Regions from separate parts of the Homo sapiens genome. Here region 1 is linked to region 2. A link is a loop called in an ENCODE intact Hi-C map of the cell type or tissue named here. Cell type or tissue: endothelial cell of umbilical vein. All regions are shown on one strand. Links, peaks and the distances in the headings refer to the core of each region. The heading gives the core; the rest is flanking DNA.

What was found. A loop is a pair of places that touch in the nucleus more often than their neighbours do. Peaks named below come from ENCODE experiments on the same cell type or tissue, not always from the same donor. Only the 100,000 strongest peaks of a DNase experiment are listed, where the experiment ranks them.
Region 1: it touches region 2 in a loop (18-fold over the local background); 9 of 110 quality-filtered maps call a loop at or near these places.

Annotation. Positions count from the first base shown.
Region 1 is chr1:114,343,983-114,348,369 of GRCh38, reverse strand. No RefSeq gene overlaps it. Among named protein-coding and RNA genes, the nearest start is that of TRIM33, 170 kb to the left of the region's middle. RefSeq lists an enhancer at 2,224-2,724. In endothelial cell of umbilical vein, for the core only: a CTCF peak has its summit at 1,697 (motif pointing left); a DNase peak (open chromatin) is centred at 1,679; H3K4me3 peaks cover 639 bases; H3K27me3 peaks cover 186 bases.
Region 2 is chr1:115,110,343-115,114,729 of GRCh38, reverse strand. No RefSeq gene overlaps it. Among named protein-coding and RNA genes, the nearest start is that of LINC01765, 13 kb to the right of the region's middle. In endothelial cell of umbilical vein, for the core only: a CTCF peak has its summit at 1,744 (motif pointing right); no DNase peak of the experiment used is centred there.

The DNA.
Region 1 (4,387 bases), core at 186-4,185, 770 kb after region 2:
GGTTATGGTTGTCAGAAAAAAATAATAAATGAGCAAATTTGAAAGCCAACTGACTAAAGTCTTTGAACCACACCACATATACCAGTAAAATACAAATAATATTGGATCTTGAAATACGTACTCTTTCCTTTAGTGGGGAGTCTATTATTAGGTAGAGCTTCCCAGAAATTCCATAGGGTCTTCTCTAGTTCTTTAGTAAAAACACCATTTTGTAATTATTTGATAATTACAATGGATTCATTTATTATATTTCCAAGTCATCAGGTGTGGCATCTGGGGAGAAGTCAAACAAAGGAAGCTGGGAGCTCCCCCACGGTATGAGGCCCTGTGGAGAGAGGAGGCTAATGTAATATTAATAGAACTGGCAGAGCAGGGCAGAATCGGGAACGTATTCAGGGCCTGAGGCTGAGTGGCTGCCTGCAGACGCTGCTTTGGGGTTCCTAAGGCAGGTCATTCAAAGATGACATTCCCTTAAGAAATCATCAGACCACACCTCTCAGTTTGGGGCTTGGAGAATGCAGCTCCTGAGATGGGGTCTGCAGGTCATGATGGGGAGAGGAGTGGGATGGAGCTCAGGGCTGGTTTGGGTGGAAGCTCAGTGCCCAGGGGTTGCCCGTCCACGGCAATGCTCACACCCAACACAGCACATGATGCCTTCTTCTTGGCAATGGCCCTTCTGCTTTCTGTACAATCACAGTCCAGAAGCATTAGAGCTTCACGAAACCTCAGAGATATGGTCAGTCGCCTCCTCAGGGGAGGCACCCAGGGCTAGTGCCCTGCCTAGGGTTTCATAGGTGGTGGCAGGCCCAGGCCCAGAACATACATCTCCAGACGCTGGTCTGAAGTGCTTGCCATCAAGCCTAGTCCTACATCTGCTGGGACCCCAGTGCTGTGGGGAAGGGATCTGGTGCTGTGGGGAAGGGATCTGGTGCTGTGGGGAAGGGATCTGGTGCTGTCCGGAAGAGATCTGGTGCTGTCCATACCCATCCGCGTGTAAATGTTGTGTGGCTGGTACAGTTTAGTAAGGAAAGTGTCAAAGAAAGGCAGTGTGAATATTGGTCTGCGAGGTATCAGCGAGCCAGTAAGCAAAGAACTTGGGAGGTGCGTGCTCTCTCTCTCTCTGACACACACACACACACACACACACACACACACACACACACAGCAAATTTCGGGAGGCAAAAAGCTGTGGGATTGGAGTTGGAGAGCTCAATTTCTGTGAGATCTTAATGAGATGGTTCTGAGAATCTTCAAAAGCTAGACAATTACAAGACACTGGAATTAAAGTTTTGCAAATACCTGAGGGAGAATACTAGCTCAGGCCCTCAAAAGGTAATCACCTGTCCTGAGCAGCCAGGACCGGAGGGTCCTGGGCCAGAAGACCCTCAGGGCAAGGGGCCATTGCAAAGACGATCATGACCATGATTACCGTCATGATTGTTATCCTCGGAGAGGGGCTGCCTGCCACAGGGAATGTGCGATGGTTTCAATCTGAAAACAATCCCTGAGCTGCATGTTCAGGTAAACTCATGCTCTAGAAGCAAGGTGCTGTCGTGCAAGTTGCTGGCACAGCCTTCCGCAGCCTTCTTGCAATTCCGGGCTGCACCCGCGAGGGCTAGCGTCACGGTCCCTCTTCTGAGGCGCGCTGGCGCCCTCTAATGGACACTGCCGAACAGGACGCCACGGCGCTGCTGAGGCGCGATGGCTGCGAGGCCGCTAGGGGCGCTTGCAGGCGGCACAGACTGGTGGAGCCGAGTGACGCGGCCGCCAGAGGTTTGGGCCGATTTTGGAGACCGGTGATTAGGTTTCTTTCTGCCTGATTCAGTCCTGCTAAGTTAAAACGTGCAATAATCCCTTACTGCCAAGGCACACGTTTCTCTGTGTTTCAGGGGTATCAAAAGCATTTGCTAAACAAGTCAAACCCGTCGTTCTTTCGGTCTATTCTATCAGTGCCTGGAGAGGAATCTGGAAGAAGGAGGTGGAGAAGGAAGGAAGGGCGTGGAGGGTGAAGACGGCCCTGTGTTCCCCTGGGCTGGCCCGGCCCTCCTTTCCCAGAGCTTTTCCCCCTCTCGCCGTCACTCCCGGGGGCCCTGGGCCAGGAGGGAAGGGGGATGGAGGGGAGGATGGGATCCCAGGGGAGGGTCTGGGTGCGCGCCCCCACTGCAGGGCAGGTGACTTCGGAGGCGCTGGAGCCAGCGGAGCGCAGGCCTGTCATGCAAGCCGACCCTGCGGTGGGAGGAAAAGCGGTCTCTCGGGGGAAGGCTCCTGGCAGAGGCCTTTCCCTTGATCGGCTCACTTGGCTCTTCTGGCAATGCGGTGCCCTTCGCAGGCAACTTTCCAGGGGTCAGAATCACAGTACGCCAGCCCTGGTTTACTCCCCACAAGCGTCTCAGTCCATCACTCTGCTTTGTGTTGTGCTTGCTCTGAGGCCCAGGCTCATCCTGTACAGGCCTCATCCAGTAGCTCAACATCTGTCTCCATTCCCTCTCCCTGTCCTTTCCCCAGAACCTCCCACCAAGAACGCTGGTCTCCTATTGCTTTCACAATAGGTCTTGATGGCCCAGAAAACCCGAGCGCAACTCTATGGCATCCAAAAATGTGTTCCCCATTACTACAGGCAGGGGAGAGCTGGGTCTTTAAACACCCTGGAGGTGAGGGGCATACACGTGTGCCTTCCTGCCTTAGAGTAGGCGGAATCCTAAGACATTAAAGAAAAGAAAACAAGACAGCTGATTTCTGAATTAAGCCGGATTAAAATTCATACTAAGCTGTACTATTAATTTAAAAAGCTCTTATTTACGGTCTACTAGACACTGGGCACTTTAAATTCAATAAATTATCTCTCTCTCTTTTTTGTTTTTGTTTTTGTTTTTGTTTTTGAGTCGGAGTCTCACTCTGTTGCCCAGGCTGGAGTGCAGTGGCGCGATCTCGGCTCACTCAGCCTCCACCTCCTGGGTTCAAGCGATTTTCTTGCCTCAGCCTCCTGAGTAACTGAGATTATAAGCACGTGCCCCCATGCCCCATGGCTATTTTTTTTTTTTTTGTATTTTTTGTAGAGATGGGGTTTCGCCATGTTGCCCAGGCTGGTCTCTAACTCCTGACCTCAAGTGATCCACCCCCCTTGGCCTCCCAAAGTGCTGGGATTACGGTGTGAGCCACCACGCCCAGCCTAAATTTAATAAATTCTCACAACAAGCAAGTTAAGTACTGTTTTCTCTGTTTTCTACATGAGAAAACTGGTAATCAGAGAGGTTAAAGACTTGTGCAAAACTACACAGCTCTCGATGTCAGTTGAAATAGGTAGGTTATGCTGCCTTAATAAATAGCCCCCATATTCCAGTGGCTCATGTTAAACCAGTCGTGGTTTATTTCCTATAAACATTCCATGTGCCTCACTCTGCTCTGTGCTGTGCTTGCTTGGAGGCCCAGACTAATGGGGCCGCCAGTTGTGGGACATTGCTGGGTGCTGGGTCAGAGACCAGAGAGCTCTGGCGGGTCCCATCAGCAACTGCAGGCTCTGGCCCAAGGGGCAGGTGGGCTTGGCTCACAACTCCCTGCCTGAACAAGATTCTCTACCCTTTCAGCCTCATGGGAACCCAGAGATGCAACTCTACTAAGTGTCCAAGCAGAGACCCCCTGATGCTGGTGGTTAAATCCTTGGTGATTAAAGACGGGACAGAGGGTGGCTTCCCCTCCCTACCTCTGGGTCTCACTCGACTTCCCCTCCCTTCTCCTTTCCTCCCTTCCCCTTCCCGCCCATGTCTCTCCCATCTCTGCTTCTCTCTATATCATAAAACCATTCACAGTTTTCTCATGGGTTAACCCATGAGAAATACAAATAGATGCAAGTTCTCAGGGTGTATTCAATTCATTCTAAATATCACTAAATGAAACTGTCAGTGATGGAAACTACACTGGATAAAATTTGTCACTGAGTAAAACAGAATAAATCTACTTGACCAAATTTACAAAATTTGATTGGAGAAAAAATGGTTACGAAAATTCCCAGTTGCAGATGCTGTAACTGGTAGAATCCATGGGCCAAAAGCTGATGATGAAGCATCTTAGAATTTAAATGAAAAAAATTATTGCCAATGAGAATAATTTCAATAATGTGAAAATGAAAAAATGGAGAAAATTGGAAACTGTTTAACTGCACAGAATGGAAAATGGATTAAGAAATTAAATTGGGGCCAGGTGTGGTGGCTCATGCCTATAATCCCAGCACTTTGGGAGGCCCAGGCAGGCAGATCACTTGAGGTCAGGAGTTCGAGACCTGCCTGGCCAACATGGTGAAATCCCGTCTCTACTAAAAATACAAAAATTAGCCAGATGTGGTAGCACACGCCTGTAATCCCAGCTACTAGGGAGGCTGAGGCAGGAGAAT
Region 2 (4,387 bases), core at 79-4,078:
AACTGGACATCTTGCATTTTTTCTGGCAACCCTAGGACAAAACGAAGTCACAAGGCCCAAACCTAAGGTAACATAGGTGAGCAGGTAAAAAAGTCACAAACTGAGTCATAGTGCTGATGGGGACAGGAAATAAAGGCTCACTCAATGTCTGCAGACTGCTGCTGGGGCCTGGCAGGCTGCCCAGGAAAGCACAGGTCGCCTGGAAGGCCTCAGACTCGGCCCCAGCCTCACACTGCTGCTGGCTCCATCTCTGTGTGGGTAGCAGACTCTGGGACCCTGGGAGGGCATTCCAGGGGCTTGGCAACCAGCTGCAACCTCTCCAGCCAGAGGTGAGGCAAGGCCCACTGTGGGACAGGATCACAGCAGGGCCCATGAGGGAGTGGGTGGCAAGACCTGGGAGTGCAGATGGGCACCCAAGGAATGGTGTGTGCTTTCAAAATAGAGGGATGAGAAGTTTTCTTTCTTGCCAGGAAATAAACCTCCGTGAGACTGCTGCTAAGGGTGCTGGTGACTGGGTGACCTGAGAGCTAGGGAAACTACAAACCAGGAAATGGGTGCAATCCAGAGCTGAAGCCCCGTATTCCAAAGGTCTTAGCTCCCCAGGAAACTGGAGGACCGAGGCCCCCATCCAGGCTGTCTCATCCCAGAAGTCTGGCACCAAAAAGTCCCCAGACAGCATTTCACCCCCACACCCATGGATTCCCTAGCAGCCAGCATGTGACGCCCACACAAAGCAGTCAGAAGAGCAGTTCTCCAAGTCAAGAACAATCTTGTGTCATCTAACCACTGCTCTCCATTAGCTCTGTCAACTCCTCCATTTAGGGCAGTCAGAGTTTCATCCTTGAATGTGAGACTGAGATGCAGCCTTCACAAAGACAGTTTTCCAGAGACAGTTTTAGCAATTTACTTAGGAAGACGACTCAGCTTCCACAGGCCTGAGGTTTGAGAACAGCTAATGCTAGCCAGTCACAGAAAGGAGGCTGAAGTCCAGGGAACTGTCTGGTGTCTCCTCTCCCAAGCCCAGGTCTTCCTCTTTCTCAGCCCTGAGTACCAGGATCCTACTCCTGCTGTCCCATTGTAAGGAAGGCTGAGGATGTCCGAACGGCCCAGAGCATTCAGGCCAGCTCTCACCACTTCTAAGAGGTGGCCAGTGCAGCTCCCTTCGAGGAGCTTGAGGAAGATGGAGCGGGGGCGGCCCTAACAACAAGAATTTCCACTGCTATTCTCACTAGTAACCCAGCTCTAACTCTATATCAGGCAATGCTAAGCCCTCCATACACACTGTCTCATTTAACGCACAAACAGCCCTGTGCAGTGGGCACCGTTGACTTCATTTTACAGACAGGGACTTGAAGCCACAGGTATCTACCAGTCTGGACAGTTAACACTCAGGACAAGTCAGGTAGAGTTAACACTCAGGACGAGTCTCACTGGTAGAAACCAGTGAGACTAGCCCATCTCAGACTTTGGAAGTCATCATCCATTGGGGTTAAACCCCTGATTCTTGGGAGCACGGTAAAAGGCTCCCAAGGTCCCAGACTCTGCCACCGACACCGGGAAGCAGCCAGCAGCAGCGTGGGGCTGGGGCAGTCTGAGGCGTTCCAGATGACCTGTGGTTTCCTGAGCAGCCCACCAGGCTCAGCAGTACCCTGCGGACATCGAGCGACCCTTTATTTTCTGTCCCCATCAGCATTACGATGGTTTGTGAGCCAGGCTCCAAGTCCCTGCAAAGCTGCTGTCTGACAGCAGGGGGCGCCAATGTCTGGGAAAAATCTACCTGCCGCAAAAAATCCAGACAATTGGTGCTGAGGAATGTAAAGGTTCCAGGGAAAAGGTGGGCAAATTTGATCTCTTGGGCTTGACAGGCCCCAGGAAAGAAATTCAAAACAAAACTGTCTTGTGGTGCGGGCACTCAGCCCCAGATTTAGTGAGTGTTAGATCCCATGTGTTTGAGCCTCCTTATCGGCATCCCAGAGTTTAGCAAATGTCCCTCGGGGAAAACCTGTCTTACCTTTAGGGCTCCTCTGGTTTCTAGTCTGTCATGCCTTTCCCGAGAAACTGCTACAACCTCTGTTTCCTCTCTCCCTCCTCAGAGTCTCGCTGGCTTAGGTCAAGCCCTCACCCAAGCTCTGAATAGGCAAATGCCCAGAGGGAAGAAAGTGAGGTGGGATGAGGGCCTAGGAAGGATGCTTCCTTCTCTAGTTCAGTTGTCCTGCTCGTTGCTTCCACTGCTCTCCATTGTCTTTAAATATGGGATTTTCACAATTGATCCACTTTTCTCTATTATTGCAATAGTAGCAGTGGCGGCCTGTTGCAGCTTTCTGTATCCTACCCGGGGGCAACAGTGCAGCTTTTCGCTCTAAGCTTCTGTTTCCTCATTTGTGAAATGATGATAATATGTAAACATTAAGTGAGGGGAAGTATGTGTATCAGCCTGCTTAGTGCCCAGAACATAGGACGCCCTCAGTAAAGTATAACTTTTGGCCCGCCCCGGAAAGGATGTGCAGGGTAAAGGCGGCCGTGTGGACCCTGGTGAACAGCACTGCCCTCGGAATCAGTGGCTTGTACGTGAATCCCAGCTCCCCAATTTGTAAGCTATGTGGCCTTGAATAAGTCGCTTAACCTCTTCTAGCCTCATTTTGTCCTCAGTCAAATGAGAAAAACTAACGTCAGTTTTATAATATTGCAAGGATCCACGGAAGCATCACATGCGAAGCCCTTAGCTCCGTGCCTGGCTCTTGGTACGTACTCAGCGTAACTAGTAGCACATCTTATTTCACTCACTATCTGAAGTAAGGGCAGCTACAATAAAGCACTATATAGCATTTGGAGAGTGCCTACCAGAAACCAAATCTTATGATGAATATCAGAAAGGTATCCTCTCAGTACACTCCGGCTCACAACAAAATACCGTAAACTGTATAGCTTTTAAACAACAGAAATTTATTTCTCGAAGTCCTGGAGGCTGGAAAGTGCGAGATCAAGGTGCTGGCAGATTCGATGTCTGGTGAGGGCCCGCTTTCTGGTTCATGGATAGTGCCTTCTGTGTCCTCACATGGTAGAAGGGGAAGGGGTTTTCTTTCAGACCTCTCTCATGTGGGCACTCATCCCATTCATGAGAGCCCCACCCCATAACCTAATAACCTCCCAAAGGCCCCATCTCCTAATACTATCAACTTTGAGGTTTCGATTTTAACATATGAATGGGGGGGACACAAACATTCAGGTGTAAAGTAATAATAAATACTTCTTACATTATGTATTAATTTAGCAACTTTCTGAAGTGCCTTGACATTGATTATCTCTTTGCATTCACAGGTTCAACGAACTGTGAATCTAAAATATTTTCTTTTAAAAAATGGATGTGTCTATACTGAACATTTTTCTTATTGTCATTTCCTAAACAATACAGCATAACAATTATTTACATAACATTTACATTGTATTAGGTATTTTAAGTAATCTAAAGAGTATTTGAAGCACACGGGAAGATGTGTGTAAGTTATATGCACATACTACACCATTTTACATAAGGGACTTGAGCATCCGTGGACTGGGGTATCTGCAGGCAGTCCTGTAGCTGCTCCACCATGGACATCAAGGGACAGCTATATTTAGTGGAACAGATATCATCCCCATTTTTAAAATGAGTAAATTAAGTTTCAGTGAAGTTAAATGAATTAGCCAATGTCCACCCAGCTACAAAGGGGCAGAACCAGGAAAAGAGTTAGCCTTTATCCCGCTAGTTCCTGCTTTCAAGAATGTAACCATTCTATCACAAAATAGGCCTCAGTAGGAGAATATAATCAAGTGGCAGGAGGTCAACATTAGACAGGAGTACAATAGAAAGCCAGAGAAAGAAGAACTGTAGGAAAGCATGTTAGCAAAAACCATGCTTATGTGTGCTGTTAAACTATTCCAGCCATCAAATGCTAGTGCAGACCAGAGCCCTAAAGGGAGCAGAGGAAGCTCAGAAATCGTATTGTGAGAAGAAGGCTAGGAACACAGGTTCATCTCTCAGGTGGTCTGACAAGGTCAGACTTCACTTTTTAAAACGTATTCATTCCACAAAAATTTTTTGGCATTGGGTACACATGGACACAAAGATGAGAACAACAGACACTGAGGACTTTAAAAATGAAGGAGGGAGGCAGGGGGCAAGGGTCTAAAAACTACCTATTGGGTCCTATGTTCACTATTTGGGTGACAAGTTCAATTGAAGCCCAAATCTCGCTATCACACAATATATCCATGTAACAAACCTGCATATGTACCCCTGAACCTATAATAAAGAAATTTAAGCTGGGCACAGTGGCTCACACCTGTAATCCCAGCACTTTGGGAGGCCGAGGTGGGCAGATCACGAGGTCAAGAGATCGAGACCATC